Regions from separate parts of the Mus musculus genome. Here region 2 is linked to region 1. The links are chromatin loops, found by intact Hi-C in ENCODE. Cell type or tissue: gastrocnemius. All regions are shown on one strand. Links, peaks and the distances in the headings refer to the core of each region. The heading gives the core; the rest is flanking DNA. Region 1 holds the start of Gm6360 (a long non-coding RNA gene). Region 2 overlaps Rbmxl1 (RNA binding motif protein, X-linked like-1).

Region 1 (15,624 bases), core at 6,853-11,852:
TTCTTTATCATTTTGTACCACAGTCTTTAAGCTTGACTTCGTAAAATCTTCCATGAGGTGAAGCCCGGGAAGAAGGAGAGAACAGAAAGATGGAAGAAAGAACACAGCCCAGTGATATTTCGAAATTGTTCTTCTTCCTTTAAATATATTTGTTGCAAAATAAAAGTGAGGTGTCTGTCTTGCATCCGGCACACACTTTCTTGTTGGACCAAATGTCATTGTAGCATGAAGTGCATTATAATTCCGTTGAGGACATACCCCAGATGACGATGACATTTTAGGACCAGCTCCAGCTTTCCTCCTTTGTTTAACACCTGACAGTGTGCACACCTGCGTGTTTAAGCGAGTGACAGTGTGTGCACACCTGCATGTTTGAGCGAGCGGGAGCAGCAGTCAGAACAAGTTTGTGAGCTCATTGCTTCTTCACGACGCAGGGGGTACAAGAGAAGATTTGCGCAGCCCTTGCCACTAAGCTGCACAATAGGTTACCTGGAGCCCTTTGAATTCAAACAAAGAAAGTCCTCAACCTGATTAGAATTAATCAACCCTGACTTGACTTTTCTGCTTCATCTTTGGAAAAACAAAGATGATACAGGTGGGCAGGCAGGACCCCTGACGGGTGTTAATGGGGGGTTTTCAAGTTTGTCTTGCTTTCCTTAAACTATTAAGAAAGAACAAAAAACACTACTTAGAATAGAATCAATTTTCAGGAAGGGAAGAAAGAAACCTGAGAATTTATTATTAAAGAAAGAAATAGAGCCAAGGTGGAGGGGAAAAAAAGGCCCTTCTCACATCTCCCGGCCAGGTGCTCTGTGCATATAAATGTTTCAAGTTGAGCTTTAAGATCAAGGGAAAGTCTGTAGGGAGCCTTGTTTCCTAGAGGTCTGCTGGCTGGAGCTGCTGCAGGATACAGGCTGCCCATTTTTATTTCGTCATTAAGGATTAAAGGAGACGAAGATTCTGGAATGGTAGCTCCTTGGTTTCCATTAACTTTGTACAAGACAGTAAAAAGCAACCTTCCAAGGGACGGTTTGCATATGGATTTCCGGCTATAAACTTACCTCCTTCCTGTCATCTTCTGAGTCTGTTTAACACAAAATTGCCCTGCCTCTCCTGAGCTCAACCAGCAAGAAAGCTGTCTTGTTGCAAAGACTGAGAATGTCTGTGCCTCTCAGAAAGCCTCCTGCTTTTCACAAGAGAGTGGAGGGAAGATGAAAAGAATTTCACATAAGATAGCTGGGTGCTCCCGATACTGTGAGTAGCAATTGCCTCCAAAAGCTCCTTACTGTTGCTCAAGTTCTCTGGGCATTCCATGTCTGAACACAAGATCGCAGGTGGAGCAACAAGGCATGTCCATAGTTTTAATTTTCTCTCTCTCTCTCTCTCTCTCTCTCTCTCTCTCTCTCTCTCTCTCTCTCTCTCTCTCCCCCTCCCTCCCTCCCTCCCTCCCTCCCGCCCTCCCTCCCTCCCTCCCTTCCTTCCTTCCTTCCTGTCTTTTTTTCTTTCTTTCTTTTTTTTCAGCTGTTTGTTTCATAGCCTTTTGTCAAAACTCAAGTGGGTCTGAATATACTCTTCTGAAGGCTAGTGACAAAGTAACATCCACCTATGGAGATGCTCCTCATTCCAGTACTACCCCTCACTTACAGAGAAAGTGCTGATGAAGAGCCTAGCTTTTAACAAAATGATGGCCCTGCTGTGATCCCAGCACTTGGGGACTGGGGAAGGAAGATCAGAAAGCCAAGGCCTGCCTGGGCCATGAAGTGAGTTCTAGCTCAGCCTGGGGAACTCAGGGAGACCTTGCCTCAAAATTTAAAGCCATTACATACTTGAGAAGTGACTCAGTGGTAGAGCTTCCTCAGCAAGGGCAGGCTCCAGAATCACTGCCCAGTGTCAGGGCAAAAACAAAGGAATAACAAGATGATTTCTTATTTAATCCAAGCAACCTTTACAGGAGACTTAGAGTTTGTGCAAATGTATACTGTCTGTTGTCAACACTTTTAAACATCAGTCTCAAAAACTTCAACATGGAGATCAAAAGTCTAAAGAAGCCAAGTGACTGTCCCTGGCGCATGGACCCCAGCTGACAGGGAAACCTGTATTCTCCAGCTCCAGCTCCTGGGGTATGGAGCGAGATTACCGTGACGTTAATAACTCACATTTTCCATCACTTATTCTCAGGTGTCACAGCACAGAAGCAGATCATATGATACAGACGATCAAAGATAGCAAGGACAGCACGGAACATCTCAAACAGAAATCCTTGCATCATCTACCACATTTTTATGTCCATGATTATTTAGCATCATGGTTATTTTAAAAGTTGTCATTGATATTGACACGTTCATAGTCATTGCTACTTATTAATGCGCATAGTTACAGATACTCATACTCTTACCTACTGGTTATACTTATTTTCTGCTAAAGCGCATGCTCGTTCCCTGGGAGACCGAGTAATGACATACATACAGATACTGAAGGAAATTTTAGTATATGTACAGTCAACCTTGACCTCCTATGAGGCACACTTGAAGCTCCTTGAGCTTTGAAGACGTTTTAAAATTATTTTTAAAATTATGGGCATGTATGTGTGTGTATTTGTGTATGTGTGCATGTGTGTGTTGTGTGCCTGTGTGTGTTCATGACTGAGGCTGTTCCCAGCTCCCTCTCTCTGTTTTGAAGTGTTCCCATGTGCCCTTCTCTAGTCTATGACTTGGTGGGCAGGGATGGGGGTAGGGGTTGGAAGGGGGAGGAATCAGAGAATCTGGACCCAAGATTAGCCCTGTGTTCAGATGAGTGAATTTTCTGTCTCTTTATTATTTCACTGAATCTTAGGGAAAAGTCACCACATTTTTCTGGGCACAGAAGTTAGAGGAAATTGGGTGTAGTTTGGTCATGACACTTGCAATATTTTTCTCAAGCAATTGTCCTACCAACAGTGTCTAAACATGCAGACCTTTTAGGAGCCGAGCAAGGCAGCCTTATTCAGTTCTACACTCTTCTTGTCCCGTGTCTGTGCACCTGGGGAACATTGCTGATCAACAGCATGCAACAGGCATCTGGAGGAAGAAACCAGTGACCCCCAAAGAGTCTGGAGATTACAGACAGCAGCATGGGGAGGGGTGCCTGGCGGTGTGTGCAGCTTCATTAGGGAGGCCCAGGGTTACCAGATGCTATTGGCAATACTAAGTGGGAGTTTCTGTGACGTAGCTCTGTGACGTAGGCCTTTAGCAGAGCCATGGCCTTTGCACTACCCACCGAAAAGAGAATGACTGTTTCCTATGGAAATGCCCAGTGCCTGCAGAAACACCAAAAGTTTACATTTCTAGTTTTTTTTTTTAACCATATTTCTCCATAATCATTATTACTTATTGCTCTGACTGAGGCTTGGTGGAGTTATTTGGGCAATAAGCATGAAAAAATAATACAAAGACAATTAACTGACAAACCAAGACCAGGGCAGTTACAGCTCAGATGATCTGAAGAAACGCAAGGAGCAAATGTCTCCAGCCCACTGTGAGACATCGTTTTAAAAGGGGATTTTAATTACTTTTAAAAATGATTTGTGTGAGGGTGTGTCTGCCTATGTGTGGGTGTGGCTCATGAGTGGTGGTGACTAGCAAGACGGGAAAAGATGTTGGACTGGTGATGGGGTCCTTCGCAAGAGGAACCGCTCAGCCACTGAGCATCTCTAACTCCAACGGATCTTTTAAACTGTTTTGCCCATGAACTCCAAGTTCCACAGTACTGAGTGGCTTTCCGACATCATCTTAGATCATCTTAGAACTGTGACCCATCAGTACAGACTTTAGTATTTTATGAATCTGTAAACTGAGACTAGGGGTAGTCTCTCAAACTTTATTCTAAATATAATCAACTTTCCAGTATTTTCTACCTTTATGCTATCAACTTAGATCTCCCAAAAATTTAGATATAATAAGCAGCCAAGTTCAGAATTTTAAACACCCCACATACCCAGGTTAAATAGATATTAGGGGATCCAAGTAGTTCTTAATAAATCCCCCTTAATATTCCATGTAACTCTTGATCAGAACCCATGGTAAACTAGCTTCACAATAATCTCTGTGTGTGTGTATGTGTGTGTGTGTGTGTGCGCGCGCGCGCGCACGCGACAGGTGCACATGCTGCCTGGGAGGTCAGAGGACAACTTGAAAACACTCAGTTTTCCTTCTACCGTGTCAGTCTTGAGGATCAGTCCGCGGGCATTGGGATTAGTAGCAGGTACCTTCATTGGCTGAGCCATCTTGGCAGCCAAGAAAAATAATGTTGATGATTATGGCTCACCAGCCCATTTTGAGTACCAAAAAAAAAAAAAAAAAAAAAAAAAAAAAAAATGAAAAGAAAGAAACTAGTCATCTGGCAGTGTCTTGTATCTTACTTCTTTCTCCCACCAGTGACTGGTCCTACCACATTCACACCTCCCTCAAAAATGCCAATGTCTGCACAATTTTACTACGAACAGACAGTTTCAGTCAAAGCAGAGAGAAATGAGGTTCCTCCTGTCTGTTGCAATAACGTTAATATTATCTCTGTACAGATGCTTTCAGAAGTATGGAGCTAAATGCAGAGCCCTGGAGATGCCCAGAAGCACACACGGGTAAGCACAGCCTTTCACAGAAGACCTAAGAAGCTGCAAAGTTGCAGGATAAACTTTTTACCATGACAAAGTAGAGTGATGTCGCCTGTTCCCGTATGAGATTGACAGCAGGAAATAATGACAATCAGGTTAGTGCAGGATGCATTGCAATGCAGAGGAAAGGAAGAGCTGTGTGTGTACTCACTCGGTCAGAATAAGCCAGGATAGTTTTACCACCCCTATAAAATCGGCCTCTCGGGATATGCATGCTGAATTCTCTAGGCTGCAAAATGACTCTGGCTGTTGGTGAGCTAAGAAAGAGTAGACGTGAAATGAACATTTGTTACAGGCCCTTTACAAGAAAGACTGTTATGTTAGTGGGTGACCTTTCAGAATGCAGAGGAGCAGAGGGTCAGCTTTGAAAACACCATCATAAACTGAAAAGAGAAATAAGCTGAACACACTGGCTTGAGATGAACTTTGTGATGACAAGGTAGTGCTGGTCGAGCTCCTGAGAGCAGGGGGTGGCAAAGTCGGGGCCCAGAGGCTCACACACACAGTCATGCTCATGGCTGCGACCGTGAGCTAACACACACACACACACACACACACACACACACATACACATACACACACACACACACACACATGCATACACATTAATACACACAGAACACATGAATGTGCGTCTATATACATAAGGGCAGCGATATGTTTTCAGTTTACCCTTCTATGTCTAGCAGAGAAGAAATTCTGAGGCATTGACACAGTGTGTAAAGCAGAACTGAATTAACTTTTAGAAAAGAAAACAAGTCTTGGTCCATGAGATCATGAGTCACAATTTTTGTACCTGAAGGGTAGTTGGGAGTTTATCACTAGGGATAAAATTGAGCACTTCCAACCTGAGGATAAGGTCTAAATTCTTGAACCCATTTGTTTACAGATTCAATGTGAGAATGTCACTTACACAGTCATTTGTTCCTTTTCTGGATCTCACAGGTGACCATTGCTTGCTGAAGATGACAATGCCAGTCTGTGTGGCTTCTGAACTCTGACATTATGTCCCCAAACTATAACCTTACATTAAAGAGTACACGTGGGATGCTTAGGAACAAGTGATTCTAGAGCACCAGCCCCCAGCACCTGGCAAAGTGTCCCTCTGCAAACCCAGGCTTTCTTTTTATCTTCCTCACAAACGAATCCGAGGTGTTAGTGTTTCTTCAGCCACCGAGCAGAATGTCAGAGCCTGAAGATTCAGTCAGCTGAGGCTGAGCCCTCACGCTTACCTCTGCCAGTATCAGTTCATTATATCGGACAGTTGGATTATTCCTCTCTTCTATATAACAACAGGCTTAGTTACACCCAGGTGATTTATTCCCATTTCCTGATTGCCTCCTGTATACTAGGAACTACAATAAGTATAAAGAATGACCACGGAAGGCAGAGCCTCAGCCTTATGATGTTCGCGGGCAGAGTAAGAAGATGAGCAGATAACAACACAAACCCGTTCAGTGAGTTTTGTGGGCTTAGAGAAACTGTTTTGGAGAGATAAGTGCCTTTGGCTTGTGTGCTCTGGTGCATGCGGAGGCCTGGGCTGACACAGGGAGCCTCCCTTAATTACTCTTTTGACTTCATCATCAAGGCAGGATCTCTTTTAACCAGCTTGTGTCAAGGGCCCCGCTACCTCCCCCTTCTACGGCTGGAATTGTAGGTGAGCTGCTATTCCCACCTGGGATTCATGGGATGTCGGGATCGGAATTCATATCCTCTTACTTACCCAGGATGTGCTTCAACCATTGAGCCATCTTCTCAGCCTGTGAGAACTGTGTGAATAGTCTTCCCAGTTCTCCCAGGAAAACGGAGCAAGTGGTGTTTCAATCTCTAGTGCCAGTATGGACACACACGTACACACGTATGTACATTCTTGATATACACGTACACACGTATGTACATTCTTTTGGTTTTCATTTTGTAGCATGATTTTTCCTATAGAGACATTACCCATCGCTGCTTCTGCAAACCTCATTATCTCCACTTCATGAGTGAGAAAGATGAGCAAGTCCCTCCTTGGCTGCTAAGTGATGGAGCCTGGCTCTAAACCTTGGCTGACTGTGGATGTCAGACTCTGAATAAGCCAAATCCTAAAACATTGTTTCTTTGACATGCTGCTGCAGCTGGGACATGGGCTTCTGCAGAGGACATAAATGCTCATCTGGCCTGTGTACCAATTAGCCAAAGAGCACAGGAGCTATTCTGCTGGGCAGACTCCATGCTCCAACCTGCCCAGCATCGTGTTGACAACTAAGGCCTGAAGGGATTCACCAGGGAAAGACATAGTTTTCCTCTCTGACATTAACCTTAAAGGTTAGGTATACTCTGAGTAGCCATTTATGGCTCTGACATTCATAAATTTGGTCAAAACCTTTATGAATCCATTTACATTCCTCGCCTGTACCTCTTTTGTGGTAATGAGCTCCACACGTTTATTATTTTCTGTGTGAAGTCAGGCTTCACTTTATTTGTCCTCGACCCCCTGCACTCGGGTTTGGGGGGATTCTGACTCTTCCTGGAAGGGACTGAGCATTCTGATGATTGCTCCCACTATGTGTGCACAAGCTCCAGATTCACCACGTGTAGTTTGTTTTGGCTTGAGAAAGAGTAAATGAAATTGCGCGTCACATTTCTATTGTGAAGAGACCAATGCTGTATTTAAGGATCCGGCTCTACACCGTTTCCTCAGCACACTTACTGGTGATTGCAAACAGGTTCCAAGGCTCCCTTAGAATAATCTTGTCTTGGTCTTCTTAACTCACACTTTCGGGTTTGAGGCAGCTCCAGTCTGGCCCTGTGAAAGCTGGGGTAAATTTTGTTTTGAATTACTTGGAGAGTAAGCATATACTGTGTGATATATATATACTAGCTGATTATAACCAAGGCAAGTATAGAACATACCAGAATAACAGGAACAGAGGCCTGGCTGTCAGAGTTCACTGAGCCTGAGCTGTAGCTTCCACATTTGTGAGACTGGAGGTTAAAATACATGTGCTCCCAGATCTCATAATATTCTCACGTTCTGAGCTCTCATTTCTGTGGCTGTTGACTTGAACACAGTCAGCACCATCTTCTGGAGTCCAGCAGGCTTCCTTTCATGTTCCTTCCAGTGTTGCAGGAAGCCTTTGGGTGGGCAAGCTCTGCTGCTTTCTTTTGTTCAGCAAAAGATCTCATCAAAAGACTAATATAGATAGCCTCCCCTTGCTAGAAGTAATTGTGGGTCATTGTCGTGATGGGTTTGGCTCAGGCTGGTCCTAGGTGGGAGGTAGGGTGAGAAGGCCTGCTTGGCCAAGCACTCCTTCTCCTTAGCACTCAGTTTGGTAATAATCCTGGTTAGTGTTTTTATCAAGTAAACACAAGCTGGAGTCATTTGTGAACAGGGAGCCTCAGTTAAGAAAATGACCTCCATTCTTTGGTGTCTCGAAGTAAAATTAAAGTAAGAATGTAACAACTGAAGATTGCTTTAGAAAAGAGTGAACTACTGCATTTCAGAAATGGCAGACAGTGTACTAATGTGTAGAGATACGCTTACGCCGCTCTTAAAGAATGCTTGGTGCATTGTAAGCACTCAATATTGTCTGCTCGGAGAAAGTGAGGCATCTAATGTCCTAGATCTGGGTCATGGCTTCTAACCTACCATGCATGATAGCAGTGCCAATGGCTCACATTCATGCCAATGACCATGGTTTGGCATGAATCTTACTGTGCCCTGATGGATTTCTGGTGAGAACACCCTGGGGAGAGGGGGTGGGTATGAAAAACACATCGTCTGTTTATAGAGGGACTTGACTAGGGTTTAAAGACATCTGTTTTCACTTTAATGATCTCAGTAGCAAATGATAGAATTATTGTCCACTTGAGGTTTTGAGAAAGTGGTTTAGTTTTCTGACCAAGCAGTCGCCCTGGTGGAAGAAACCGTCACATCAGCACGTGGCTACCGAAGCTCAGGCAACATTTCCACAAACACATGGAGAGAAGGAAAGGGCATCTATCTCAATGTTATGTTTTACACCAGGAAAGCAACCACCTTCCCAGAATTCCTCAGAAAAATCCTTCTACAGAAACAGACAACATTCCCAGGTTAGATGTGAGACAGGTGACTATGCAACTGTACCAGATTCGGGGGAGGAGGGAGTTGTGGGAAATGGAAATGACTAGCCAGCCTACAATGTCTGACACACAGTTTTAAATACAAGAGCCCCAAAACTGTGTTTCAGAATTTCACAGAAACTAATGCAGACAGAACAGAAAAGGCAAACATGGTCAGATAACAGTGCTCTTTGTTGTAGTGGTCAGCTACCAGGAGGAACTTCCAGCTCTCCTAATTGAAAGAGAAAGAATTTCTCCCTTCTATTTTGTCAGAGTTCATTATCTTCAGTTTGTTTCTATTTGTTTATTTGTTTATATGGTCTTATTTTTCCTTTGTTTGCTCTGCAAAATAAAGCATCCAAGAGTTGCCTTTGATAGGTTGAGGGTGTGGGGGAACTCACTAAGTCTGCCTGATGCTGGGAAGTCTGAGCCGTCCCTCCAGCACTGGGCTGGGCTCGTCCCACTTTACTACAAGCAGTCTATTTCCCATCTCAGCATTTACAACTTTCCCTAAGAGAAGAAAATGGGTTTTACTAGGAAGTCATATTAAGACAGAATCTAGGCAGACTCAGTAGTAAAAAGATAAAGACATAATTTAAACTCATTTGGGCGAAAAGATAAATGCAGATAAAAGCCCGTGAACAGGAGCCAAATGCCTTGGCGCAGGAAGCTCAGACAATGGATTGGCCATGAGCCACAGAGCATCACAGACTGCTGAAGGCCAGTCCCTGAGCAGAGGGAGTGCCCACTGAGGCCTCTACCCTCATGCTGGGAGTCCTGAAGAGGCACTGACAAGGTCTCACGGAAGGAAGACTGCTGGGCAGGAAGAGTGGCAAGGCAGTGACAGAGCCTGCAGGAAGGAGCCTCTGGGTTTCAAGAACTGCCCAGTCAAAAACAGCCTGAGGCTGCAGAGCTTCGGAGAAGTTTTTCAGACTGACCTTTGCTTTTAGAAAGGAAGTCTAGAACACTTCTGTCCTTCTTAGGAAGGAAACATGGTTTTTAACAAGTCGATGTCTTTATTTGGAAATACCTGCATGACACTATCAGCATTGTTTGTGTTCCTGGTTGCATTTGCTGGAAAGGGGTCATGTTTCTGAGGCTTAGATCAGTTCATTACAAGTTGGCTGAGGATGTTGTGGTCCTGTGCTAGTTTCTAGGTTAATAAGATAAAAAAAAAGCAAGGTTCAACTCTGGAGTGGCTTATACTATGACTAGAGGCATTTTGTCCCTCAGGAGACATTGGAACTGTCTGGTGAGGTTTTGGTTGTCAGAGTTTCAAAGGGGTTACTTAAATCTAGTGGGCAGAGACCAGAGGTGCCAGTAAGATAAGTACTTGGCCCACAATCTCAGTAGCATTCACACTGAGAGCTTGCACTGAAGTTAAGATGCATTGTGGGAAAACAGTTGGGCAGAAAGCTTAGCTGATAAAGTGCTACTTGCATAAACATGACAGTATGAGTTTAATCCCTGATACCCACATAAAAAGCCAGACCTGGTAGTACATGCTTATAATTATAATTCCAGAGTTTGGGCTTTCTGGCCAGCCAGTAGGCAAAAGCAGTGAGCCCCAGGCAAATGAAGACTTCTGTTGAAAAAATAACAAATGGACAGCACCCAAGGAAAGACTCCTGGAGCTGACGACCTCTTATCTCCATACATGGTCAAATAGATACATTCACATACATGTGTACGTGGATGGACACACACGGGAGACAGAGCGGAAGTGGAGAAGGAAGACGACGAGGAGGAGCAGAAGGAGGAGGACGAAGAAGGAAGGGAGACAACAGAGCCGTAGAAGTATGTAGAAGGTAAAGAAGTTACAGAGTGTCCTAAAAGAACGACTCACTAATTCTACTTAAAGGAGCCTGTAAAGGCGAAATAACATTAGGTCTCTGGTCTTCAGTGAGATCTGAAGACTGATTATGAACTAGACTGAAGATCGGGGTGGGTTCCATGGGAACGGAAGAGGATCCTGCAGGGAGAGCATATGCAAAAGGCAGGAATAGTTCAGGTGAGGGGGGGGGAGGATTGAGTCAGGATGCTGGAGGGATAAGCCAGGTTATATTATTAGCAACCGGGAAGCAGCCTAAGGAGTTTGGACTCATGTCTAGAATTGATGAAGAACACTTGAAAGTGATATTACACAAAATTATCCAGACGGGCAGAACAAATGGTTGTTGTACCTGTTTGACACACATGCCTGTGACAAATGGGGACATGCTTCTTCAAGAGACTCTCCCCTTCACTGTGTATCAACTGGGTGACCCGCCATGTAATTGAATTCTGACACAACAATGTTGGATGTCAGCTCAAAGTCCAGGTCCAAAGGAAGCCAGATGCTAAGGACAGAGAGCAGGCCCCCAAATTATCCACAACTCCTGTTCAGTTTGGCTACACATTGGTGATCCCGTGACACTTTTGAGTTTGACAATTTGCTGTGGCTGCTTAACAGTGCCCAGGAAAACAGCTACTTCCCAGGCACTGTCTTTCACAAAGGATGTCTTACAGGAAGTGATGGAGCAATCAGTTGTGTAAGTACATGGGACAAGGTGGTGGGGGTGCTTTGGGGAGTTCTGAGGTTGGTCCATACTCCCAGCTTGTGAATATTCTGTTCCTTACTGGAACCCTCTGAACTCTGCTCGTCTGTTTTCCTATGGAGGCTTCAGTCAATAGTAGGACTGCATCACTGGCCATCAGTGAATAGCTGGACCTGCAGCCTCTATACAAATGCTAGAGTGAAGGTAGAAATTACCTCACTATTCCAATGTTATCACTATCAACCCTTATCCTAGGTTTGGTTTGTTTAGAAGCCTTACTATTAATGATCTCGGCATACAAAGAGACACAGAGCTTGGTTTTAGGAGCTGTGTGTCAGCAAATAGGAACAGAGAAAAATATTTTTTTTCTTGTTTCACAGATCAGTAGCTGCTGCATTCTGAAATAAATGCAAATTGAGTGTAGAGGCCCACGGCCTTCTGTTGGCTCCCCTCTCCCGTGTTTTCAGGCTCATTCTTCATACACAGTACAAGAATACACGGACAGGTATACTTTGGGGGCAAGGACACTGCTCAGTCAAATTTGTCCATGAATATGTTAGGATGGACAGAAGTAAATGTGTTGAAAGATGGATGGGAAAAGACATCGCATAGTTTGGCTTCATGAGCAAGTACTCTACTAATGAGCTATGTCACCCAAGCCTACAAGAATGTCCCTGGTGACAGATCCCAACATCTTCTAAAATTTTGTGGTCCATCTTCACTAAAGGGAAGTGGATTAGTAGGCAATTATAAGGAGCCATTAACTTAGGGAAGGGAAGCCAGAAAACAGTTTAATCACCCTTGAGAATGTGAACTTGGGGTGCTTAGAGATCTGTATAGATCCAAAACAAGAGAGACAGATTGGGTAACAACTAGACCATGAAGAAAATGGGGGCGTGCTATGAGGCTGTCTGCACAGTGTGAGGTGCAAGTGCTCGGGTGTAGAGCAGATCCAGATGACACGGGGTTCCTCGATTCCCTGGAGGGCAGCAGCAGGGTCGAGGACTACACAGGATATCTGCTTGCTTGAATTCCCAAGTAAGAATGCACTGTAGCACACTGAGAGAGTAACTCCTGAGAAATGGCAGCTGCAAGACTGACAACTGGGCACGTGGAGATAGAAACCACATCGCTAAGATAGTGCCAGGAGTAGAGAGAGATTATTTCCTGAAGAAAATAAGGATGTGGAAGAGTTTCTTAAATACAAAATGACTCCAGGAGCCATTATTAAAATATTTGTTTTGTTTTTATATTAGAACAGGAGCAGCAGATGGAATCTATTCTTTTGCAGTAGTTGCATAAATGATATAAAGTCACCAACTCTACAGCTTAAACAACACAAACGTAGTTTTAGAGAAGCAGGGGTTATCAGGACTGGTCATCTCTGATATGTGAAGATTATGCCAAATCTCCCTGGCTTGTAGAAGCAACTTTCTGGTCTCTGATTTCACTACCCTCTCCGTATGAATTACATGAAGATGCTGCTCCTACTGAACAGAAAACACTCCACCCAGACCTAACTTCATTGTAAACAATTACACTATCATCAGTGCCGTTTACAAATAAGGTCAGGAGCTGAAGGACTGTGAGTTAGGACCGAAATACCTTTCTAGTGGGGAGTGCATAGCATAGCCATCTAATCCATAGCATGCAGTAGAAGTGGATCCATGTTGTAACAGACAAAAAAACCCAAAAAAACAAAAAAAAAAAACAGGAAAGTGGATCCAAGAGGCCATATTTTGCCAGTAAAGTTTGAGACTCAGTGGAATGTAGCCCCTGGTCAGACAGATCAGTATGAGTGGGATGATGGGTCACTATGTTCGGGCATAGGCTTCTCACTGCCCAGTTCTGAGGGCATACTTTATAGAAACAGTGTACCCAGTGCCTTTGTTAGCTGGACGACAATGCATTTGCTGGCTCTTAGAAAAACAGAGAGGAAGTTCACAATGCTCTCTTGGCACTTCTAAGTTGGGAAGTCTTAGTATTTGTAATGGAGCATGCCTTTATGAAAGGCTTTTGTGAGGCTGCCCTCAGTAAGCTACACCGCTGAGAACAGCAGCCAGATCTTCTCATTTATACACAACTCCTAATACTTTAGGGTTGGAGCCGGCCTGCAGCTCTCATGTCCCGGTTCTAGCCTGGGAGGCAGCCTGGAGCTGAAAGAGAAGAGGGGACCTAGGCCGGTTGAGAAATAATGGAACCAAGACAACTAGTCTGCTCAAGGTTCTAATGTTTAATGGCAGACACGCTTTATAAAGGAGGGGGGAGGCCCATTCCCGCCAATTCATCCTTGGAGCCCAGCTGCAGGTGACCACACGAAGGATAGAATGTAGTCTCCGGAATAGCTAGGCAGACTCCCAGCAGGTAGCAGCAGCGACAGTGGCTCAACAATAGAGTGATCTAGGGAGGCAGGCTGCACCCTAGGTAATCTCCTTAGTGGCAGCAAAGTCAAGGTCTGGCTCAGCCTGCTTCAGGCTTGTTGGAGGTTACACTTTAGCATCTGATGCAAAGTACTCAGTGAATGAGCAAACAGCCATACCCTAGGGGCAACAACATGGTTACTTGGTTATCAGTGAATCCATAGGGAGACGATGGAATTGGGATGACCACGTGGTTAAAGAACAGCACACATGTTGAGGATGTGGAAGAAATTCTGCAGAAGGCAGCATGTCTGTAATACATTACTTTTCTTTCTTGGGTCAATACCCAGAAGCATTCTCTGTCTCATGTAGACATACACACACACACACACACACACACACCAGGTTTCATTACATAGACCTGTCTGGCCTGGAACTATGTAGACCAAGCTAGTCTCAACTTTACAGAAGCCTGTCACCTTCTGCCTCCTGAGTACTGTGACTAACAATGTGTACCCCCACACCTCTAGACTTGAGTACTCATAAGAACTTGGGAGGTGTTAGATTTGGGTAGGGGAATCATTTTTTTATCCCTTCTCATAATGTCAATTTTGTAACAGTTTTGTCTAGTTGTGCAAAAAAATGGTTTTGCATCATTATATGAATAGCAGAATTGAAATGCTTTATAACAATAGACATAGTAGTCAAATAAAGTGATGGATATTATAACATTAGTCCTCAAAGTCATAAAATATTCAACTAAGAAACGAAGAAGGAAAAACATCTTCATGGATGACATGATGTGTTCGAGAACTTAAAATGTCCAGTGCTCTAGAGGCTCAGCACCATATATAAGTTAGGGACACTTAACGATATGCAAACCCACCTGTGATTGACTTTACACTATCGTCCTGTGTGACAAGCAAGGAGGTGCCTGAGTGACCTGTAGGGACCAAGGCAGGATAAAAAGTTGTTCAAAATGAAAGATTTGCAAGATGGCGCCAACAGGGCATTAACTTCCTTGCGAGGCCCAGAACAGGCTCACTGAAATACCCAGTCCTCTCTGTCAGCTACATGGCTACTGAGCGGTAGCAAAAAGGGATGATAGGAGCCATTCTCACAGCGTTGGAGGCAACAGAGGTTTCCAGTGCACTGAGCTTTCAGTAAACCCCTTGTTAGTTACAAAGAGAAATAAGGCCACCTCAGCCTACTGAGTGACGTCTTTTCTTCTACTTCCTTTGCAGCCGCATTGGGGTGACTCCCTTGTTCATACATAACCTTTCAAAGGCTGCCATCATCCTCTCTTGCACTCATTTTAGCTGTAGGTCCTCGAACTCACGGCCATCAGATCATTTGGGTGCCTGCCTCTCTCCTTTCTCCTGCTCACGCCATTGGGTCTCCACCCTTCTTTCTCTGGGGTCTGTACTTATACTTTGACTCAGATTCATCTGGTTACGTGGGGCATCTGGGTGGAGCCACACTGCATTCGGTGTCCAGTGTGACTACTGTCCCTCTGGATTTGCTGCACTGTGCCTCTGTATCCTGGGTCCCTATGCAGCTGTCTTGATTTGAGGGTTTTCCTTTTCAGGGACACTGACTCATAAAGTGTTACTCAAGTTCATTCAGAAAGTGGCACTGAAGTTGGCAACACTAGTCTCCTCTTGGGAAAATTTGATAGTTATCTCCTGATTTATTACTTGTGGACGTATTTCCCAGCTTGGCTTGGAGGTTAGCCATGTTGCTAAAGGTTATAGTACCTCACCATTAATGATTGGGAAGGTGTCTCAACGTGGTTGGTAGTGCTACTTGTGAATGAGCTTTTGGGGGTTGACTCCTTATCTTCAGACATTTTTGTTGCAAACAACAGCATGGAAAGATTTCATTGATGCCTCAGAGTTTGATGACCACACAATATATATCTTCAAGATCCAGTGTGTGTTTGTGTGTGTGTGGGGGGTGTGGGGGTGTGGGTGTGGGTGGGTTTAGCTCTATG
Region 2 (15,624 bases), core at 4,752-9,751, 420 kb after region 1:
AAGGCGGAAGGCGGGGGTGGGGGGGGTCTGATATATTGACAGTAAGTAGATGGTACAAAGAATTCCAGAAATATGCTGCAAGGACACAATAACTAACATTTTATTAATATGCCTCCTAATTACAGAAGAATGATTCTAGCAGAGTGTTGTGGATAGCTCTGGGGCTAATTATATTTGATGTTAATTCCGTTCTCCAGGGTGTGGTTGTGAACAAGGACTGAGTCAGCACTTGGGTGATTTCCGGTAAACCTGCTTCCCACCTTAATTTGTGAAATAAAGGAGAGTTGAAGTTTGGGCAGATAAAAGGGAAGGTGGAGTGGAAGAGAGAGAGGGGGGAAGGAGAAAATGGAAGAGGGAGAGGATGCAGAAGAGGAAGAAGAGGAAGAGGAAGAGCGAAGCAGAAGCACATGGCCTGGAGAAACTGCAAGTTCTAAGGGGTCTCATAGATGGAGAAGATGGTAGTGTAGTGGTAGATCTGCCCAGGCTAGGCACACAGCATATATTCATATTAATTGTGTTGTGTTTTCATTGCCGGGGCATATTTGGGAGGAGATTTGCCGCAACAGTAGAGTTTCTTTTTTCTTTATTTTATTTTATTGAGTGTATGGTGGAAGAGTAAAAATGGGTTAAAAGGGAGGGAGGGAGGGAGGTCTGTCTTTCCCATGCTGGGACGATCCGTGCCTTGGGAAGGAAGGCATCCAAACGGGTTCGTGTGTAGTCAGTGTTGGTGCTTTATCCAAAAGACTTTGGTTCTGGCCTCCCATTTTATTCTCAAAGGGCAGTCTGGGAACCCTCCTCCTCCATGATTGTTCCCCACTGTGGAGTGTGCATGCGTGGGTTATGAAAAACAGAAGGCAGGAGGAACTGGCCGACTTCCTTATCAAGCCATGTAAATACTGTCCAGAAGATTCGGCCTTAGAAATCCTCCTAGAGTAGAGTTTCTTAGTCCAATCTTAAATCTGAAGGTACAAATCAGCTTCATCCAAGTATGTTTACACTGTATTCTGTATCTATGAATAGTTCAAATTGCCTTTACTTTCTCAGTGAACACCTACAGGCTCCTTTTCCAGGTAAGACATTGCTCCGTGTGTAAGGAGCATGCCAGGCTTCCCTGGCAACCTGAGTTTGATCCCTGGAACACACATAAAGGCAGAAGGAGAGAAATGACTCTACAAAGTTATCTTCTGACCACCACGTACTCGATGGTGCATGCACACAAAACAAACAAACACAGACATCATGAGTATGCACTCATTATAATAATAAACTTAAAAATTAAAGACCACTCTAATTTGCTAAACTAAAAGATTGTTTTAGGGCTGGAGAGGTGGCTCAGCGGTTAAGAGCACTGACTGAGTTCCCAAGTTCAAATCCCAGCAACCACATGGTGGCTCACAACCATCTGTAATGAGATCTGATGCCCTCTCTTGGTGTGTCTGAAGACAGCTACAATGTACTTTTACAAAATAAACAAATACATCTTAAAAAAAAAAAAAGATTGGGGCTGGTGAGATGGCTCAGCGGGTGAGAGCACTGACTGCTCTTCCGAAGGTCCTGAGTTCAAATCCTAGCTTACAACCACCCATAATGAGATCTGGTGCCCTCTTCTGGTGTGTTTGAAGACAGCTACAGTGTACTTATGTATAATAATAAATAGATCTTTAAAAAAAAGATTGTTTTATTTATATCTTATCTATATGGGTGATTTTCTTTGGAGTAGAGGAAAGAGAAATTGATGTCCTTTTTGAAGATAAGTATGATGCTTATTTTCCTCCCTCATTATTCAAAAGTTTTAGTTTCATTATCCAGAGTCTTGTGGGGTCAGGAGTCCTCTGGTCAACTAACAGCCAGAAACCTGGTATGTTAAAACCATCAACAAACCCTGACCCAATGATGTCTGGTATGTTTCTATTTTCAGAAATAATTTCTGAGTCTTTCTTCCTCCACATATGCACATATATGATGTGTGGAGGCCAATCACAATGAATCCCACTCTTCGTCTTCCAGTTAACAATCTATCACCAATAATCTCATTTGCACTCAGTGTAAGATGCTAAGGTTGTGGGAGTTGAAAGTAATCAACCTGACATTAGCCAGGGTTAGTAATTCACTTTTTTGAGCACCTTTTAAACAAAACAATCTACTTTTTAGGAATTCATAGCTTGTTTATATAGGATAAGGCTTGTTTCTAAGTAATAGAAAGCCCAAATTAGGCTTGTTTCTGGACACGAACTCACATGGCTATTCAGCTTGTTCCCATCTTGTTGCTTGGCAAGAAGATGGTAGTAAGGACTTGAGCCTTTGTGTCTGCATCCCTGCCTTAGGAAAAAGCATGGAGTAGAGAGGTGGGTGTCACTTAGATTTTCCTGGTTGTATCCATTGCTGGAACCTAGACAAAGGAAATTACCATCTTCTTTAGTAGCCAGATGCCCAGCTGGCCTTAGGCATCCTAGCACTCAAGCACTTGCTGGTGGGCCACTAGCTGTCCTCTCTGCAGCTTGCCCTACTGCAGCAGTTCATGCAGCAGTCACCCCACTCTATTCTTTGAAATGAGCCTTGGAGAGCTTCACTGACCTGGTGCTGTCCTCACAGATGATGCTGTCTCAGAGACACGGGCTGTCTGTCCCATTTAGACCTTTATTTTTTTCTTAGCTTGGACTTACAGCCTTGTTAAGCATCTCAGGGACAATCAGATAGAGTAACTCTGGAGAATTTTTGAGAAGATAAAAATCCTCTGGAGAACTTTAATGTAGTGCCATTTCTTTCAGGAATAGGAAGTGGGCAATTTCTCTGTACATAACTTTGATCTAGCCTATAGCCTATAGTGGTGCAGGCAGCTTGTCTTTACAGTAAAAGCAAATGTTTTGTTTGTTTGTTTGTTTGTTTAAATATACCCTCCTCCCCATCACCACTTCCAACAGTGCTCAACATTTCCTGACCCAGTTTTCTTCTGTTCCTCCTACGTTGACTTTCTCTGGTAATATAAAGTTATCTATTTAAGCAACAAAAGCATGTGGTTCATGCTTTTTCCATGCATATCATGAACTCTTTTCCCTCCATAATGGTGCTAAGTTGAGCCTTCATTTTCAGCTTAGCTAGTTTTCCCAAGTGCCTCTGTGCCACTGCTATGTAGTGTTGGCGTTATTTCTCTCACTCTTTCTAGCCTTCATCATTTATTAATGACACAGATTGTGTGATGAAGAGATGTCAACATTATCATTTTTCTACATTTACAGGTATAATAGCTCTCTATCCAAGTGGATGTCACCTAATAGCCCTAAATGATTCCCCTCTTTTCAGTTACATTTCCCTCCATTATTTACTGCACCTCCCAATAGCTTATCATCCACTACTGTCTACTCTTCTTCCCCCCCTAATTTCCTGAGACAGATTTCCACTTAAGAGGCTGAAAAACTATTAGATGGAGAGCTTCTACAAACCACCAGAGCAGAAAGTCTTCTGCAAGGAGACAGCTTACCCACTGTGGTTTAACCGAATGACAAACCCAGTTACTACCCACATGAAGAGGGAGTAATCACATTTGAATGGAGGGAATCAGCATGCATAACTCTCCCTAACTCGAGTACAATAGAAACTAAGTGACTAAATTCCTGAGCAGAGGGCAGAAGAGTGGTTATATTGCTAGTCTAATATAAAACATGGTTCCCTTTATTTGAGTTGGAATCTTCATAACTGCTTAATATTAGTCTGTGAGTTGCTCCAGAGAGAAGCAATATCAAAGAAGAAAATAGTATTCATCTCTGTAAAGCATTCAGCAATGCAGAGAAGTGGGCAACCTGACATTTATTTTAGAAATTAGAGAGCTCCAGTGTTTTTGGATTAAGCAAGTGTTGCTAGTGTGCTGCTGCAAATGACCACACCACATCACATTACAGCTTCATCTTTGCTCTCTTGCTGATTCGGAAAAAGAGGTCAGCATTTTCTTCACTGTAAAATCTTAGAATTAACAATATCCATTTGCATAAAAAAATTCCCTTATTCAAAAAGTTGTTCTTATATATAGGTTAGCTTGGAGATTATGTATGTCCTTATAAAACTTTTTTGCTAAATTTAAATTATTTCAAATAATTAAAAATAATACAAGCCAGGCGTGGTGGTGCACTCCTTTAATCCCAGCACTTTGGAGGCAGAGGCAGGCGAATTTCTGAGTTCAAGGCCAACCTGGTCTACAAAGTGAGTTCCAGGACAACCAGGACTATAGAGAAACCCTGTCTCGGAAAAATATATATAAAAAGCATAATTTCTCAAAAGAAAAATGTACGCTATTATCATGCTAAACATCTTCACAGATTGTTACCAACTATAAATAGGCTGTATGGGTTACTGAACTGAACACTACCATCTCCATTGCATTTCTATGCATTGCAGGTGGCATTTCTAATTTGTCTAGAGGAGTTTGTCTTTCTAAAGTTCATTGTCCATGTTAATACATTCTAAAACTCTTCTCAGCAGTATCAGGGCTTCAACCCAGAACTTAGTGAAACATCTCCTGTTTAACTTTCTATTTTGATACACATTAGTACCAACTTGTCCCGGCCTGAACTCTCTAGCCTAGGCTGTTCTTGAATTTGTCTTTTTGTTTTGTTTTTGTTTTCTTTTCTTTGTTTGTTTGTTTTCGAGACAGGGTTTCTCTGTGTAGCCCTGGCTGTCCTGGAACTCACTCTGTAGACCAGGCTGGCCTCGAACTCAGAAATCTGCCTGCCTCTGCCTCCCAAGTGCTGGGATTAAAGGCATGCACTACCACGCCCGTGGTTTTTTTTTTTTTTTTTGTTTGTTTGTTTGTTTGTTTTTCTTGAATTTGTGATCCTCCTGCCTGAGTAGATAGTATTACAGGCCTGTTACACCTTAATTCTTGGCTGAGGGTATGGGAGTGCGTTGCTGTAAGAGTGTTGGTAGTCTTGGAAAATAATAAGAGCCCAAGAAGCCAAATTGAGGCCTATGGAAACAACTAGTTGTTAGATTTTGATAAGTTATTTCTCTGCTGGTGAGATGAGCCGATTCGAGCTGGATTAGAGTATACAGAGGCAGATTTATTAGGAAGCTGCTCTTAGGTAGGCAGGTTCACTGGTCCCAAGGGAGGAGGCCAGGGAAGTTGCTATGGAGAGGGAGAGAGAGGGGAGGGGAACAGAAAGAGAGTGGAGAGAGAGAGAGAGAGAGAGAGAGAGAGAGAGAGAGAGAGAGAGAGAGAGAGAGAGAGAGAGAGAGAGAGAATGCCTAGAGGAGAGCAGAGCAGAGAGACCAATATGTCTAGATTATATAGGGAAGCGCTTCTGTGGGAGGAGAAGCCCAGCCTCTGGACTAGGAAGTTCAGGGTAGAGCACAGAGTATGCCAAGCAGGGACTGAGGGATGCTGGGAGAACATGGAGGCCAGATCCACTCTGGTATGTTAAATATGCACCTTGGCTGTTTGTCCCAGGTCTGAATCCCAACAGACTTCACACCTAAAAATTACTGATAACCAAAATTTAAAAATTTAGGTATACACTAGGTTCCGATTTATGTGCCTGCTGTGTCCCTTGGAATTTCAATTCACACGTACTGCTATAGTTTGAATGTTTGTATACCTCCAACTCCTTTATGTTAAAATCAAATCCCAGTTTGGTGGGACTAAGAGGCAGAAGATTGGGGAAATAATGAAAATCATAAAGGAGGTGTGAACTGAAGTTCTCTGGAAGCATGCTCTATCTGTAGTGAAGATCTTGTAGACTAACTTTGGCTGACTAGACTATATGATTTCGAGAGATGGAAGCTGACAAATAAGAAAGTATCTTGAACAATCTTTGGTCCTTCCTAATAGTCATTTGCTATCAACTGTCACACCAGAGTTAAGATGCTCATGGCATTTACATATAATTTTTGAATATATCACTAAATGTGAAGCTTCCAATTTCCACCAGCCTAAGGCTAATAAGAATTTGACAAAGACAACATCTGAGTCCTATAGATTTCTCCACTGAAATGATCTTGGGTTATATCTATCCCTTTAGTAGCCATGTATTATTTACTTTATGTATGTGAGTGCACTGTCACTCTCTTCAGACACACCAGAATAGATGGTTGTGAGCCACTGTATTAGTTAGGGTTTTACTGCTTTAAACAGACATCATGACCAAAGCAAGTCTTATAAAAAACATTTAGGGGCGGGGAAAAAACCACATTTAATTGGGGCTGGCTTACAGGTTCAGAGGTTCAGTCCATTACCATCAAGGTGGAAGCATGGCAGCATCCAGGCAGACATGGTGCAGGAGGAGCTGAGAGTTCTACATCTTCATCCAAAGGCTGCTCGTGGAAGACTGACTTCCAGGCAACTAGGATGAGGGTCTTATGCCCACACTCACAGTGACACACCCACTCCAACCAGGTCACATCTATTCCAACAAGGTCACTCTTCCAAATGGTGCCACTCCCTAGTCCAAGACTATACAAACCATCACAGCCACCATGTGGTTGTAGGGGATTGAACTCAGGACCTCTAGAAGTACAGTCAGTGCTCTTATCCACTGGAACTATCTTTCTTATTTTCTTTTTTCTTTTCTTAAAAAAAGACTTATTTATTATTATATCTAAGTACACTGTAGCTGTCTTCAGATGCACCAGAAGAGGGCGTCAGATCTCATTACAGATGGTTGTGAGCTACCATGTGGTTGCTGGGATTTGAACTCAGGACCTTCGGAAGAGCAGTCGGTGCTCTTACTACTGAGCCATCTCTCCAGCCCTGGAACTATCTTTCTAAGTCCCAACTTTTATCCTTTTTAGCTAGCTGACTCAGCATTCTCATGACTATCAAATGAAACCCTTAGAATACATGCTAAACTCAGGAGACTTCCAGCCTCTATAAACTCTAAAGTTAAAGAGCAGCAACATAACATTTCCTGACTTTGCTGTAGCCAGTGTTCCATCAGTGTGTTGATCAAATGCAAGGAACAAATTATCTTTATTCTGTTATAATATATGTGTATCAATCAGGACTGTTCTTAGAACCTTAGAACTGAAGGGAAGAATAATGCAATAGAACTCAAAAAGTTGAAATCAGAAACAAAACAGAATTCAGTGGGTTAGATTCGGTCTCTTTTCACATCTTCCAAGATAGAGCACATCCTTCAAGGTAATAGAAATCCATATTTCCCAGCCATGGTCACTCATATTTGGCTTAGAATAAACTATATTTCCTCAAAAATAGAAACATATTGACAGCATCCATTATGGGAAACATTTATGTAGTGTCTACAGTGAACCCTAAGGAATATGAGACCTGAAATATATAGTTTAGATGTGTCTACACTAAACATGTAGAATAAATATTGTCAAATAAGCCAATTGAGGAGATGATATGCAACGGAAACTAATTTTTTTTTCTTTTCCTTTTTTCTTCGTTTCTTTGTTTCTTTGTTTCTTTGTTTCTTTCTTTGTTTCTTTGTTTCTTTCTTTCTTTTTTTGTTTTGTTTTGTTGAGACACTATGTAGCTCCGAAGTTCTAGGACTCACTGTGTAGAACAGGCTGACTTTGAACTAACAGAAATACAACTGCCTCTGCCTCCCAGTTGCTGGGATTAAAAGTGTGTCCACCACACATGGCACCCTACTGATCATCTTTAAATATGTAAAATTTCAAGCACTCAGTTCCATCATGAACCTTTTCCCCTAATATTGGAAACAAGTCACACTTGCTCTAAGTAAATCAGTAGAAAATGATACAGACTAAATGTGAGAGCAGCTTCATTACTTGCCGAATTATCTGAATAGCTGAATAGAATAAATGAGTTTAAAGGCACATCTTTCAACCACTGTAATTGTGGGTTTACTATTGTACCCTGTAATTACATACCAATTATTTGAATTGTTAAGCAACAGTTCTGGAAAAGCACTGTTTAAGACTGAAATATGCCCCCAACATGAGGTGAAAAATAAAAATAAAACAGTCCTGCTGAAGTTCTGTCTTGGTTAGGGTTACTATTGCTGAGATGAAACACTATGATCAGAGGCAAGTTGGGGAGGAAAATGTTTATTTGGCTTCCACTTCCACAACACTGTTCATAATCGCAGGAAGTCAAGACAGGAACTCAAACTGGGCAGGAACCTGGAGGCAGGAGCTGAGGCAGAGGCCATGGAAAGGGGCTGCTTACTGGCTTGCTCTCCATGGCTTGCTCAGCCTGCTCTCTAACAGAATCCAGAACCACCAGCCAAGGGACAATGGCACCACCCACAGTGGGCTGGGCCTTCCACATTAGTTGCTAACTATGAAAATGCCCTACAGGCTTGCCTATAGCCAGGCCTTATGGATGGAGACATTATGAAGTTCCCTCCTTTCATATAGCTCTAGCTTGTGTCAAGTTGACATAAAACTAGCCAGGACAAATTCCAAGCCACATTACACTGAAACTAAGCTGTTTAGCTGTCCTTCAGAGAAATAGGATTAGAAGTAAGTCACATTTCTCAATAAGGCAAATTTCGTTTAACTTAATGATAAAAATTCTCTCTTCCTCATCTGTATACAAAAAACAAACAACAACAACAACAAAAAGATAGCTGAATCTGGGGTTAGACCCCAAATGTAAGGGTCTGTTGTTTGCTGAAGAATAATACCCCAGACTCAAATAGTATGTAAAAGCAAGGAACATTTTATTCTGCAGAAGACCAGCATGTGGGGGTCCCTCATTCCAAGATGGAGAGACCCCAAAGTGAGCTTGCAGGCCCAATTTAAAGCACATAAGGGTAATCTCAGAGTAGGTGACCTCTATCTTAATCTGTTGGGCCCATGAATATGTGACTAACCTAAATTCCTTGTTTCCTGACTCCCCTACTCAGCTGCCTTCTTGGCATCACAAATGTACAACAGGAATCTCAGTCACCCAAGATCAAAACAGAACTCATGGTTTTCTTTAGAATCTGTTGTTCTGAGTATTTAACCCAGTTTTAGAATGTTAAGAACTGCAAAAGTTCCAGTCACCAAAGTTAAATTATTAAAGCAACTTAACGGAAAAAATCACAAGTACTCTAGAATCTAAAATATTAGCTGGGTGTGATGGCACATACCTTTAGTCCCACTAGAAGGGAGTCAGAGATAGAAGGATCTGAGTTAAAAACTAGCCTCATCTACATAGAGTTCCAGGATAACCAGGACTACAGTGACCCTGCTCCAAAGAGATTAAAGTAGTGTTTTAAACTACAAGTGTGACTCAGTAGTTGATGTACTGTAATGCAGGAGAGAACTCCTGGTCAAGAGAATACTTTCTGGTGTTGAGTAGATACTTAACATTCTAGTTGGGCCTGTCAACCATCTGGCCAAAGGACTACCCATTAGAAGGTGGGTTTACTTTAATCCATGCTAAAGACATAGGAGGAATTATCTTTTTAATGAGATGTTGTGATCTGCCCCCCTCCCATTCCCACTCCTAATCCAGTACCTATCAGACACTATGAGGTTACTATGAGATTTACTGGATTTTTCTATCTCTCTGAGTCAGGCAGGGGCAACTTTTCTTTTCCTTCCTTCCTTCCTTCCTTCCTTCCTTCCTTCCTTCCTTCCTTCCTTCCTCCCTCCCTCCCTCCCTCCCTCCCTCCCTCCCTCCCTCCCTCTCTCCCTCCCTATTTTTCTTAAAGCTATCTTTTGTTTGCTGGCCAGGTAGTGAGTATGCATTTTCTTTATTGTGGGGTTCCTTTCCCTACTTGGTGGTAGACACCAATGTTTATAACTCAAATGGGGCAGCCTTTTCCCCTCTCCTTAATTCTGCTCCTCAAGGCAGCTGCTGACATTTTCATCCTGCCCACCACACTGAGGTTTTTTTTTTTTTTTTTTGGTGAACTCTACTAAACTGGCCTAGAACTTCCATTTGAGCCCATTCTTAAATTCTCTAATGAGTGAGACTAAGAGCCCCAAGAGGGAAGCCAGATTTCCTGGGAATCATCTGGCAGCTATGAAGATTCATGCCCAAATTCAGCTCTCTACAGGAAAAAAAAAGTACATATAACACAAAAGGTGGGCTAAATGTGGTAGCTCAAATGTGCAGTCCCAGCATTTGGGAGGCCAAGGCAGGAGGACTGTGTTGAGTTTGAGGAAAGCTTGTGGTACAGAGAGCCTGTCTCAAAAGCCCAAGCAAAACAACAACCCTCCACAACTATGAACCTACTCATCACGCATTTTATATAGCAATTATATAAAAGATACAGAGTTTTCCATTCATAAGCTCTATATTTGCAGCAAATCTAATCATTGTATTAATTCAAGGAATTATCTTTCCAAATAACTCAACCCTCTCCCCCCATGCATTGTGGAGATGGGGATGGGGAACGATGTGCAAGCAAGCTGCCGTCAATGCTTCTGTCCACACTGGATAGAGACAAGAGGTTAGGAAGTTTGAAACTTTTAACTGGAAACAGAAAAAAGCTTCAAGGAGATCTCTGCCTAGGAACTTAATGATCTGATGGGACTGGATTTGAACTCATGGACACAGAAGAACATTCTTAGAAAGGCAAAGAGCATTTAGAAAAGGCATCAAAGCAGGAAACCTCATTTCAGATTGCAAGAGGAGGCTTAACAGAGACCGGGATTGCATAAGCACATCAGGCTATGTCAGAATAAGGAGGGGATTTTAAAAACCGAAGGGGGCCCAGTACAAGGGAATGCCAGGGCCAAAAAATGGGAATGGGTGGGTAGGGAAGTGGTGGGGAGGGGTATGGGGGACTTTTGGGATAGCATTGGAAATGTAATTGAGGAAAATACGTAATAAAAAAAAAAAAAAAGAAAAAAAAAACTGAAGGGAACCATTGAAGACCTTTGGGTACAGCTGTGCCATACTCCTAGAAAGTGGCTGAATCCTCAACAGGTAGCAGGTGACTTGTATTCCATGTTGTGAACTGAGCATATGTATCATTCCTAAATACATAAATGGAAGTCCAGCCGGGCGTGGTGGCACACACCTTTAATCCCAGCACTCGGGAGGCAGAGGCAGGCAGATTTCTGAGTTCGAGGCCAGCCTGGTCTACAAAGTGAGTTCCAGGACAGCCAGGGCTATACAGAGAAATCCTGTCTCGAAAACAGCAACAACAACAAAAACAAAACAAAACAAAACAAAACAAAAATGGAAGTTGAGCCTCCACTGGGATGGTATTAGGAAGTGGGGCCTTTGGGAAATAGTTACTTCATAAAGATCAAGTCGTCAGAAGTGATATCAGAGTCATAAAAACAGGTCCCGGGGCTTTAACTAGCTTCCTGTTATAGTTGAAGAGCATTGGGAAAATGTATCCTCTATAGGTATGAACTACACACCAGCAAGCTCCAGGACAGCCAAGACTACAGAGATCTTGTCTCACCATCCTATCTATCTATCTATCTATCTATCTATCTATCTATCTATCTATCTATCTCTATCTACCTATCTATACATACACAGATACACATCTATCTATCTATCTATCTATCTACTCACCTACCTACCTACCTATCTATACATACACAGATACACACACACACACAAATCAACAATCACAAAACCCAAACCGGCTAGCCAGTCAGTCAGTCAGCCAGCCAGCCAGGCAGCCAGCCAGCCAGCCAACCAACCAACCAACCAACCAACCAACCAACTAAATGAAAGCAAGTTGCTAGAGAATAAGAGCCAGACTGATTCCACCCAAGAAAGATTCAGTGGTCATGGCTGACTATGAAGCTGGAACGGCAGAGCACCTAGGAATGCAGACATCTGTAACAGCAATTCTTTGCAAGAGTCTTCAGAAAGACACAGCCCTGATGGCAGGTTGAGCATGGAGACACTAATTTTATAGTGATTTGTTCCAGTGTCAATAGTAAGGCAATACACATGACAAAGCCATTGCTACTTTGGGGTTTCACAAACTCTACAGTCTATTTCAAGTACTCACCTGATATATATATATATAATATATCATGGTGGGCTTGTCTCAGGGCTATTATGGACTAGATATTTGTGAACCCCTTCTCAAACTGGCATCTTTAGATCATGGCTCCCCAGTGTGGTGGTATTTAGATGATGGGTTTTGGACATGAGTTGGTCATTAAAGTGCAACTGTCTGAGAAAGAGGTGCAGACACTTGCTTTCCTTCATTCTTTATATGAGACAAAACGCTCACTTGCAAATCAGAAGGTGGAAGCCTCTTCGAGAAAGTTCTATGGGCACCTTGATCTCATACTTCCCCAGTACAAGATGTAAATGTTTATTGTTTAAGTCACTCAGTCTATGCTACTTTCATATAGCAGCCCAAACTGAAGGATTGCAAAATCATACCCTTTTTATAAAAAACAAAACAAAACAAAGAAAAAACTATGGCCTTAGTACTGCTTGTTATTTTTCTGTTACATCTAGAATATTCAAGGAAAACTGAATCGTGTCTCTCACCTTGCACACAGTGTTTATACTAGTGTCTACCGCACAGCAGACACTCAACAAATATTGGCTAAATACATGAATGCATGGCCATTTATTTATTCTGTTTAAAGAAAGTGCACATGCAGTGTTACTTAATACCAGGCCCATGAAATAGAATTCCTATTACCATTTTATCAAATGTAAGAGTATCAAATATAATGGCTCAGGCTTATTTGGTTTTGGCAATAATTGCTTATAGAAATTATAAAAAAAGGAACTATATTCAAAGAAATGAAACATTGAGTGTAAGATAAAGTTTAAAGAGTACACTGGCCTGGTGGTACAGAGCTGTAATCCCAGTTACTCAGGAGGCTGAGAGCCGGATTCCAAGCTCAATTGACTGCCTGAGCCACTTAATGAGAAAATTAAAAAAGGCAGATAAATAAAAGTGGGCTGGAATAAAGGTGAGTGGTGGGGTTTGCCTTCTGGTGTGTGAAGCCACACACTTATCCCTAGTACATGCACACAGGTCAAAACCAAAGCTTACAAAGTAGGCACCTGCATTCTCTAGCAGCTAGATAACTATGTATGTTTCTACAACCTACAGAAAAATCCCATTGCTAACTTGGGTGAAACACTACATGCGACTGAAGGTCTTTTTTTTTTTTTTTTTTTTTTTTTGTTTCTTCAGACAGGGTTTCTCTGTGTAGCCCTGGCTGTCCTGGAACTCACTTTGTAGACAAGACTGGCCTCCAACTCAGAAATCCGCCTGCCTCTGCCTCTCAAGTGCTGGGATTAAATACGTCCAGCTGTGACTGAAGGTCTTTTTATTCACCTGTGGGCAACTGTTTACATGCTCCAAATTCCTGGAGAGGTTTGACTTGTCACTTTTGCATCCCCTCCAGGCAGTGAGAGGCTACTTGAGTGTCCCTGTGTATACTAGCAATTCTTGCACTAACCACTGCTTCAAGATCTGAGCTTGAATTATCTGTCTAGGCTGGATGACTTTTGCATGACTTCAGCAAAACTAGGCATGCTATGTGCTGGCTTAATATCCACCAAGTTTTCTTTTTCTTTCTTTCGTTTTTGAGACAGGGTTTCTCTGTATAGCCCTGGCTGTCCTGGAACTCACTTTGTAGACCAGGCTGCCAAGTTTTAATTTTTATAGTATCTGCCAACAGAACCCAAACCCTTTGTAATTTAAGATTTCACACTATCTGTATCCTACCAGGTCTCCACAAGTCCTTCCCGTCCCTGGCTAGTTTAGTCATATAATTCTTTTGAGTTTCCTAAGTCAAGCTTCTCCTTACCTGTGAGTTCTCCTAACATACCTGTCCATCCACCAGGTCTCAGGAATGCTTTCTGCAGTTATGATGACTCTTAATATCTTGTTCTTTCCACAAACAACTTGATGACATTTAGTTGTGTGTCGTATGCAGGACTGCCTGTTTGTGTAGGCCAGAGGTTGATTCTGGGTGTCTCCCTCAATTGCTATCCACTCGGAGGGTAGCTGTTGTACTGAGGGCTCTGGGATTTGGCTAGTCCAGCTGGGCAGTTTGCCCCAGGAATGGCTCCTTGTCCACCCCCAAGCAATGGAATCACATGCAGACAGCCATACCTCTCACCGATTTACTTAGGTTTTTGGGAACCTGAACTCTGATCCTGAACAGCAAACTTTATGTCCACCAAGCCACCTCCCCCGCCTGCATTTAGTTTTTATTAGATAAACTCCCCAAAGTCAGCTTTGCCACTGGATTCTCAGCACCCACACATGGCAGGCATAGAGGTACATTTTTTTCCACTAAACAAATACACAAGTATTTGTCTTCTTAAACTGCATGAAAACAAGGCCCAAATCCCTTAAGTGAGTTGCTGGGACAGGAACTACAATCAGCACAGATTGGGGCAGTAATGAGGGCCAGAGCCTTTAACCTACATGGCATCTTCAGATGCAGCATGAGACAATGACCACATACTGGTACTATGTTCTTGGATTTCAGAACCATAAGACAAACTTTCTGAGACAAACTAAAATTTTAACCTCAGGATCTTTTCTTTTCTTTCCTTCCAGGCAGGGTTCTATGTAGCTGAAGCTAGCCTTAAACTTCTGATCCTCCCACCCCAACCTTCCAAGTGCCAGGGTTACACCATATTCAGTTCACACTCATTTATGTGCTATTGCTGATTGAACCCAGGATGTCATGCATGTTAGGCAAGCATTCTACCTGCTGGGCTACATCTCCAGTCCTAATTAGAGGTATTTTGGTATGAGGAACCAAAGGAATATTTACTGAGTAAACAATTCCAACTCTTGTCTTCCTTTTTTTGTGTGTCCAGTTTTGCTTGAATGTAGATGAGTTGGTGCAAGAGAAAAGCCCCGAAACAACAGCCTGGAGTGATAGTACATACCTAGAATATTAGCCCTGGGGAGATGTGGCAGGAGGATCACTGAAGCCAGCCCAGGCTATGGAGTAAAACTCTATCACCCCTTTTCTGGTTTCCACAAGCACCTACACACAAGTTGTGTACATAAACTTGCGCGCGGATGCGCACACACGCACGCACACACAGACAGACAGACAGACAGACATTGGGAGGCTGGAGGTGGTTAAGAGCACCCAATTTCCAGCACCCACATGGCAGCTCACAACCATCTGTAATCCCAGTTCCAGGGGATCCAACACATTTGCAGTTACCAATACACATAAAATAAATTATTAAAAAAATAAACAACACCTAATATGGAGAAGTTGGGCATGGTGGGCCACGTGCTTAACTTCAGCACTCAGGATTTAGTTCAGGTGGATCTACTTCAAGGCCAACCTAGTCTACAGAGTGAATTCTAGGGTGACCAAGGCTACACAGAAAAACCCTGTATCAAAGAATAATAATAATAAAAAAGAAACAAAGTCCAACCGCGAGGGAAAGGGAATGCTTTTGAAAAAGAGAGAAATAAGTTAGCTTTATGCATTTCCTTTCTTGTTTCTTGGTGAGCAGCTTTTTCTAGGTACCTCACCTCAGATTTTGACAGCCTTGAGTTAGAGGACACCCTGAGATCCTAAAAGTAACACACCACTACCACCCTCTACTAGAATTAGCTTACCTGTATTGGAAGGCTGAATGAATTTTCCAGGGACCAAATACTATCTAGATTGTTCCTCAAAGCTCTTAAAATTGCTGACCTCATTTATTGGGGGTGGGGGGGAGAAATCAAGACAGAAAATTGCCTTTAGGAACACTTTTACTTGGAAAATTACAACACTAGT

Evidence for each region. A loop is a pair of places that touch in the nucleus more often than their neighbours do. Peaks named below come from ENCODE experiments on the same cell type or tissue, not always from the same donor. Only the 100,000 strongest peaks of a DNase experiment are listed, where the experiment ranks them.
Region 2: a loop joins it to region 1, with 9 times the contacts of the local background. A loop is called at or near these places in 1 of 42 quality-filtered maps.

What each region holds. Positions count from the first base shown.
Region 1 is chr8:78,067,893-78,083,516 of GRCm38, forward strand. Gm6360 (a long non-coding RNA gene) reads left to right here and starts at 4,556. Exons shown (of 2, transcript XR_878949.2): 1 at 4,556-4,615; 2 at 5,594-5,696. In gastrocnemius, for the core only: no CTCF peak of the experiment used is centred there; a DNase peak (open chromatin) is centred at 9,454.
Region 2 is chr8:78,489,688-78,505,311 of GRCm38, forward strand. It overlaps Rbmxl1 (RNA binding motif protein, X-linked like-1), which reads right to left. Exons shown (of 2, transcript NM_001252089.1): 2 at 15,582-15,624. Among named protein-coding and RNA genes, the nearest start is that of Rbmxl1, 11 kb to the right of the region's middle. In gastrocnemius, for the core only: no CTCF peak of the experiment used is centred there; no DNase peak of the experiment used is centred there.